Regions from separate parts of the Homo sapiens genome. Here region 2 is linked to region 1. A link is a contact called in ENCODE Hi-C data. All regions are on one chromosome and are shown on one strand. Each heading gives the region's core, a stretch centred on a gene start or an enhancer-like site at or near the end of the contact. The rest is flanking DNA. Distances are from core to core; before and after follow the strand shown.

Region 1 (4,123 bases), core at 949-3,448:
GGGTTTGAGGACCCCATGGATGACCTCTTAGCTCACCTTCTGGCTCCTTCCCCCGTCCCTCCTGGTTTAAAGACCCTCACTGTGATTGGTGGTCCCGAACAGCCCTGAACAATCGGAGAATCTCACCTCCCATTTCCCTTGACATGGAGGCTGGGGGTGGTCTCACTCAGCCTGGCTGCAGCTAGCAGGCAGTGTGCGCCCAGGGTTCTACCTGCTCTCATCCTACTCTTGCTTTTGCCACATTAAACTGCCTCTCTAAATGTTCATCCACCAACAAGAGAATTGGGCTGATCCATCAACCCCCTCCAATTGAGAAGGAATAATAAGAATAATGCCATGGAGAAAAGATACCATTTGTTGAGTTTTATGTGTGAGGCATGCATCATCTTATTCTCACAACTGTTTTCTAAGATGAGTAGTAATATTCTCTCCATTTAACAGAGGCTCAGAGACATTTACTAGTCTGCTCAAGGTCCAAACAGCTTATAACAATGGAGCCAAGATCTGTGACCTCGTCACTTGACTCTAGCCTAGGACATCTCCATCGCTGAGCTAGAACCCTGACCTGGAGAACCAGGGAACGTACAGAAAGCACACCTAAGCAGAGAGTCAGATGGCGACACAAGGAGCCACCTTGGCTCCTTCCAAACAGACACTCCAATGGCTTCTCACCCTCTCATACCATACGTGGCCAGGAATCTCCCCAGCATGATAAGACACGTTTGCTTCCTTTTGGATCTGCGCACATGACTTCGACCTATTGATGTTTTCCAGGAACCATGGCCCTTGTGGTTTGAATAATTGCCTTAATAACAAAAGTCTCCTTAGCAGCCAATTCCACAAACATAAGGCTGTGCCTTCAACATGGATTTTTATGTCTGCTTGACTCTCAAGCTCATATGCTCAGCCCTCCAGGATGGAGAACTATGTTAATTCTTTTCAGTCTTTGGAAATTACCTAATGGACAGTGCCAGCCAACCCAGGTCTGAGTGAAGTCTGAGCGGTCCCATGCACCAGTTAGATATTATCTTGGAACTAAATCTCCATCTGTTTATCAAGGAGAATCTCTCAGTCCCTTTGGCACATGGCAGTGTCTCATGATGGATTTTGCTAGCTCTCTGAACTCCTGAAGAAGAGAAGAGGGAGTTCCAACACAACCTGTGGGAGGAAGCTCTTAGATGACTGGTCATGCACTTCGGAGAGGAATAATGATTATTAGAGAGACTCATAACTGCACAGTGCTTTGCAAATTACAAAATGCCATCAATGCCATCACCGACACTGGCTCCTGGGATCTTCATTCAGTGTCAGTCTAGTACCAAAGGCCTTCAACACAAAACTTTGCTCAGTACACAGTGATCAGCAACAGACCAAACCAATCAAGTGGCCACCATGGCCGGAATGTGCCATATTCTGAGGATGACTCTTGGGTGGGGGGTTGGAGGGGTCTTATCCATGCATAGCAGTAAAGATCTAGAAGCATCATGTTGCTTTCTATGAATTTAGGAGTATTTTTCAAGTTTTTCACACCTCCTTCTCTTAACCTCAAAAAAAATGGGTTTCTTCTGCTAGATGCAGAATTAACCTTGAAGCTTCTCTTCCCAGGAACAGGGTCTCATTTGGAATTTTCTAGGGACATCTGAGTCATGCCAAAAATTTCCATAAATTCTCCTGGCTCTTTACATCAAAATAAAGTCAGGAAGGACATGGGTGGGTGGCAGGGGGGCCCAGGACATTCAGATCTTCAGCATCGAGTCAGGCAGCCTGCTGGGTGGCTCACTGTGAGAAGTATCTGCATTTCTTGCAGAGATGCATCAGATCATTTATTTGCTGAAAGCTTTTCTGGTGGCACAGAGAGTGAGTTTTTATTCCAAAATTAACATTAAGCCTCAAAACAAATTTTCCCCCTACTGCGAGCTAAAAATATAACTCAGAAGTTGACTCACGTCCCCACTGCTGTTTGGGTAACTTAGGTGGGTGTGAATGCACCATTAGGGTGATGTCATTGTTCCCAGGACAATGAGGGAAGGACGGAAGTAGAGGGCCCTGCACTGGTGGCCAGCAGGGTTTACTTTCATGGGACTGCCCCTCAAACCGGCTCTTAGCTTTGTGGCTGAAGGGGAAAGCTGTACACTAACTACAGGAGAACTAGCGGCCTGGCTAAATGCTCTCGGCGCTGGTTTGTAGCAAGGTGATGACGGGGCAGTGACAGCTCCTGGCCACAAGAGGGAGCCAGTCAGAAGTCTCTAGGGTTCTGCCCTGTGCTTTGAAACTTCACCTGTTTCTTTTATTCGGGGGAATCTCTCTGTATTTCAGCTGATATTTGATAGTGCACGTGTCCTATTTCATACAGTTGTTATGAAATCCGACGAGCTAACTTTGACTAGCTTCTAATGTAATTGACTGGGTCTCGGTTGTAAAATGAGAGGTAATTCAAGGGATATAATTTCACTCCCCCTTCGTCATTGGTTAGAAGGAAGTGAAGCTGGCCCTTCACAGTTGGGACTTAGCATGAGTGTGTCTGGCCAACTCTGGCTGTGTACACAAGGCCCAGGCAAAGGGCCAAGACTGCATGCACGCATGGATGCCGAAGGATCCTTTGGGTTTCACGCACATCCTCACCCGAGAGTGGCAGTGTTAGCAGAAAGCTCCAGGCTGCAGGGCACGGTCATGCCACGCCCTACAGCCGGGAAAGCCGCCCATGAGAGACGGGGTGAGCACGCAGAGAGCGGAGCACATCGCCATTCCCAGGCTGGGTCCCCGACTGGCACACACTTTAGGGAATGCTTGTTGAAATGCTTGAAATGAAAGGTGCTTTAATGAATGCTTGTCTAGTATGGTTTGCAAGCAAGAAGGTTGGCAAGGCACACCAAGAACCGGGCCCTCTGCTGGGCTCATTTTCTGCTGCAAATCAGAAGGAAAGTGGTCAGCAGCTTATGCTCATGGTCCAGCACATGGAGCTAAGCAAGCCGATGGGCAGGTTTTGGTTGACATGACTGAGTGAGGGAGGAAGACAGATAATAAGGAACTTACCCTCACTCCCATGAATCTGTCCCTGAGAACGATCCATGAGAGCAAGAACACAAAAGCTTTGTTGCAGCAGAACAACACGGAGACATCCGTAGTGTTTATTTTCTTTATTGCATGTAAGTACAGGTAGTTTGTGAGTGTCCAAAGAACACCAAAGGGTGCTGCCTTGGTAAAAAACACCTTCAAAGTCAAGCCATTGTCTCCAAAAAATCGACAGCATTCCCTAAAACAAGGAAAGAGAGGCATCGTTATTATTTTCCTGGGTTCAGACAGACCATTTATTTCCTATAGCAAGTTTTTTTTTTTTTAAGCAAATATAGGAAGGGGCAGGGTTTTAAAATTTATTATTTTTAATAAACATCTTTCTATTAAAGCCCTTCAACCTATTGCTTTAGTCCACTGAAACAAATGTTGCACAGTGATCTAATGTCACAGATTCTTCCTTCTGTTCATGTTAAGCTTGGAATTTATGGTTCTATACAGAAGGTAATGTTGGTGTGTTATCTGACCCGAAGGCCTAATTCTATGGTGATTGACTGAGGGATTCTGTCACTTGCTGAGTAAGAGAAGGGGGTCACTAAACCTTTTTTGGGGTGGGGGTTGTGGGAGAAGGACGGTAATGGAGGAGGATGGATACTCTGGGGGTGGGGGTTGTGGGAGAAGGACGGTAATGGAGGAGGATGGATACTCTGGGGGTGGGGGTTGTGGGAGAAGGACGGTAATGGAGGAGGATGGATACTCTGGGGAAGACAGGGTGTCTAATCTTTTGGCTTTTCTGGGTCACATTAGAAAAAGAATTGTCTTAGGCCACATACAAACTACACTAACACTAACGATAGCTGATGAGCTACAAAAAGAAATCGCAAAAAAAAAAATCTCATAATGTTTTAAGAAAGTTTACAAATTTGTGTTGGGCCTCATTCAAAGCCAGCCTGGACCACATGTGGCCTGTGGGACGGGGGTTGGACAAGCTTGCTCTAAGAGAACACATTGAAACATAGTTTTAAAAAATGTTGCCCTCAGTTGGAATTATCTTTGTGATCAGGCAGGGGCAGTCACTTCTTGGGTATATCTAATACATTTTGGCTATGAT
Region 2 (4,123 bases), core at 1,100-3,599, 37 kb after region 1:
CCAGAAGTATTTTGAATTTCTAATTTTTTTTTTTTTGGGATTTTGGGATGTTTACATATCCACAATGATGTTATCTCAGGGGACGGAACCCAAGTCTAAACAAGAAAACCATTTACGTTTCTGATACACTTTGTACACATAGCCTGAGGGTAATTTTCTACAATATTTTAAAGAATTTTGTGCATGTAACAAAGCTTTGACTACGTTTTGACTGTGACGCATCAAATGAGGTCCGGTGTGAAATTTTCCACTTGGGTCTTGTCGGTGCTCAGAAACCTTCAGATTTGAAGCATTTCAGATTTTGGATTTTCCGATGAGGGAGGCTTTCAGAAGGGTTGTGGCAATATATGTCACAAGGTGGTGAGGGTCTGGAATAGAATAGGAGTGGGTGGGAATGTGGTATATGAAGAAAGAAGTAGGGCATTGATGGAGAACTCATTCTTTTTCATTTAATGCAAATAAAATCCCTCTCTAGTATTCTGCATGGCATTTTTTGTTCTTTGGCATCCTCCAAGCCTGCATGCCACTTTTAAGACAGAAATAGAGTCCTTGAAATGCAGAATTCTGTCTGCTTTTGTATACAACATTGAAGATTAATGTTTGTGAGGACTAGATAGACAAGGACTAGGGGCAAAGTCACCAGCCAGGGTGTTCTTCCTCAGCAGTTGGAATCTGCACCATCACAATCGCCTTGGCTTGGATGGCTTTTCCAAGTGTGGTTAGGAGATGAGCAGAGAAGTGCATTATCCTACTGTCAGCAGGGAGCCCTGGCGTCTCGTGCCCTGGCCTTGGTGTGCTCACTCACAGACATTCCTCTTTCCTGAAGTTACTATCCAGGGATCCCACTTGACAATTGATTATGTGCTGTTTTCTGTGAAATTTCTCGAGTTTCTTTGTAATGTTGTGCATGTCTCTATGTAGCTGTTTTCCTAAATGGATGATCCTATCCCTGGAAATACCAGACCATGTCTTATACCATTTGGTATCTTCTCCCATCCTTCCTAATGCCTGTACCAGTGTCTCTATGTGTTACAGCACTGAGAAGGCAACGAACAATCCACAAAAACCAGGCTGATGAATTAAAAATCTCTTTGGTGACGCTGAATACACAGACTGTGCAGCGTGTTGGTGAAATGGAGAAGAAGTTGAAGACCTCACAAAACGGTCTTTTAATTAAGATTTTTGTATTTGTTCTCCAGCTGCCTGGAAATTCCAATAAGACAGTTTTAATTAGAACCAACGTTCACATTTCCCCCTGAGAACTATCAACATTTCGCTAACCCCAATTTTTAAGAATCAAGCTATGGAGACCATAGATAACTGACTTTGTATCTGTTTTTCCTTTTAAAAGTGGAGTTCAATGCATGTGATGGTTTTTTTTTAACCAAAACACTATCCAGCATGTGGCCTATTTTGTACACAAATGCTACCATGTGCAGCATGTAATGAGTATGCGGTCCACAGTCACTTGTGCTGGTCAGTCTTACCTTTTGCTTCATCTGGATGCCTCCGGGAGCTGGATTGTGGCACCCTTAAGCAGGGGGACTTTCCAGACTGTGTGTATTCCTCCCAAGCCCTCAAGTATCCTAAAAATCATTTCATGAATCCTCCATCAAGTCCCCATTTCTCCATTCAGATGCCCCCGATTCCTTCCCTGCTCCAGACCCTCAACACCTTGTGCATGATGAATTGTAGCAATCCTTCTGAAGGCCTTCTGAAGCCATCCTTCTGAGGCCATCCAGCCTTCACCTGACCTCTTGTGAAGTCTTGCATAATTTAGAATCTGTATCACGTAATTTATAACTCAAATTTTCACGATCCTGAAAGATGGAGTATTATTTTGTGATAGCAGGATGTGCTTCTGGCCTTCCTGCTGCCTCTTCAAAAATGCTCAGCACAAACCTAAGTTCTTGGCTACTCCAGATAGGGGGGCAGGACAGACTGCTGGAATTGTAGGGAGGCTCGTGGGAGGGGGGTTGCCTGGGCTTGCGTTCCCTGCATCCCCTGTACCACTCACACCGGTGTGGGCCCTTCTGGGCAGTCATCAATAAAGAAAGTCAAAGAAAGCCATCGCCAAGCTTCTGAAGACTTATAGGCAACAGCCTGTATAAGGGATAGTAAAAATAAGTAGACACAGCTGGCAGTCAGACGTCTGGGTTTGGAAATAATGATTCAAATCGATGCATTGAAGGTAGGAGTGCCAACTCCAGAGAACCAGGCAGGGACAGCTGGAGTGAGCCCATGCTGGCAATTCCCTGAATGCAGCAGGTGTCAGATGATGACATAATGCACACATGATTCAATAATGGATTAGGGAATACAAGGAAAAGGTGACAGAAAAGCAAGAGAGGGATCCGAGGAGTGCCGACCAGAGAGGCAGTTCATGTAGCCTCATTAGTAAAGCCCCCAGGGGCTGTGACTGTCCTGCGCGGGCTTCCAAGTCCACCTGAGAGTTCTGATGCTGTGCTGACCCCATGGCACATCAGGGGCAGCGAGCCTGCTGTCCACACTGGCTGGGAGAAGCAGCAGCCAGGCAAGAGAACAACAAACAGGGGCAGGCAGCCACCCACCAAGAGGACATGTGGAACCAGGCAGCACGCCATTTGGAAAGCAAGTCTATATGGGAGTGGTCACTATCATGGAAAGGAAAAAGAATGGGAAAACCTGAGATTTAAGAAAGACCCAATGCTGTTCTAGAAGCATCTTCAGAAAGAGCAATAAAGCTTCTTTGGGGAAGTCACAGGACACAGACTCTCCAGGGTGGAAGGGATCTTGAAGAGCACAGAGGCCAAGTCCTCATCCATCTCTCGACTTCCTTCATGACTCATCTGAAGACGGCTGGATTGGTCTATGTCTGTACCCTACCCTCACCCCACAATCCCAGTCCACCCTATCTCAGAACAATTTCAAATGCAGGGGAGGATCAGAGATGAAGATGTTACTCCAAAAGTATACATGCAAAGATGTTCTGGAAGTGCTACTTCTTAACTTGTCTGGTCTTATAGTCTGTGGTTGAAGTGAGTTTCTCCACTTCTAGAACGCTTTAGGTCTTGTTTCCTGTCCTCTTTGAAAAGTTTTATTAATAATTACGTGCTGCCCTTCTATTACTCCTACTTTCCATACCCTGGAAAGTATACACGGTTCTAGAATATTCCATTAGGAGGGCCAGGTAAGGATTCTTAAATATGAATGGATTTTATCATTCTCTGCCTGTTGTCTTCACACATTTGTTTCTTTCTTTTTTTGAGACAGAGTCTCGCTCTGTTGCCCAGGCTGGAGTGCAATGGCATGATCTTGGCTCACTACAGCCTCTGCATCCTGAGCTCAAATGATCCTCCTGCCTCAGCCTGTCAAGTAGCTGGCACTACAGGCATGCTCCACCATGCCTGGCTAATTTTTGTATTTTTTTGTAGAGACGGGGTTTTGCCATGTTGTCCAGGCTGGTCTTGAACTCCTGGACTCAAGCGATCCACCCACCTTCGCCTCCCAAAGTTCTGGGATTACAGACCTGAGCCACTGCATCTGGCCTTGTTCTCTTCACACATTTCTTAAATGGAGCTCAATCCCTGCACTCATTAATTGAAGGTCAAGGAATTATCATTATTCACTGGGATCATGGTACCAGATTGATTTACTAGCAATATTTTAGTTTTTCTTTGTGTACAAAGTCTATTCATGATATGATAAAACCTGAGACACAAATCTCAATGAATGAAGTTCTTGCTTTCGGCAAATGTATTATTATTAAATAACATCAATGCATAATAAATAACATTTTAAAATTTATAGCACCTTTTACATTTTCCCTGATGGGTCTCAAGGGACCTCACAAACACCTGTTCAATCAAAGATAACAGAAAGAGCATTATTTCTCTTTCACAAAACGAAAAAACTCTGAACCAGAGAAGGTGAGACATTTACTAATAATTCTGTTTTCAGTTTCTGTATTACTAGTTTCCACAAGAGTTCAGCAACAAGATTTCAAGGACTTTTCTTTTTAACGATCTGAAAATGAAGAATGACTCATCATACTATAGGTGCCCTGTATATGCTTCAAAATAAGTGTGTTTTTTGCTCAGTTCTTGTGCCTTCTCGGACCCTCATGACAACAATAGGAATAAAC

Evidence for each region. A loop is a pair of places that touch in the nucleus more often than their neighbours do. Pooled maps may share reads with other maps.
Region 2: a loop to region 1 is called in a map of GM12878, with 2.6 times the contacts of the local background. The contact joins the promoter of SLC35F3-AS1 here to the enhancer-like site in region 1. A Hi-C loop is called at or near these places in 2 of 168 maps with a recorded cell type or tissue (A673 and GM12878), 14 of 37 single-sample maps with no recorded cell type and 14 of 50 pooled maps.

Annotation. Positions count from the first base shown.
Region 1 is chr1:234,308,231-234,312,353 of GRCh38, reverse strand. It overlaps SLC35F3 (solute carrier family 35 member F3), which reads right to left. Exons shown (of 8, transcript NM_173508.4): 4 at 3,034-3,253. Among named protein-coding and RNA genes, the nearest start is that of MIR4671, 3.8 kb to the right of the region's middle. Within about 2 kb of position 2,198, at least 6 of the 41 ENCODE cell types and tissues checked have a DNase peak (open chromatin) inside an H3K27ac peak, as active enhancers do.
Region 2 is chr1:234,271,248-234,275,370 of GRCh38, reverse strand. SLC35F3-AS1 (SLC35F3 antisense RNA 1) reads left to right here and starts at 2,349. Exons shown (of 2, transcript NR_183711.1): 1 at 2,349-3,169; 2 at 3,940-4,123. All of the region lies in intron 3 of SLC35F3 (solute carrier family 35 member F3), which reads right to left. LOC105373206 (a long non-coding RNA gene) reads right to left here and starts at 2,308. Exons shown (of 2, transcript XR_949283.4): 1 at 1,488-2,308; 2 at 1-1,203.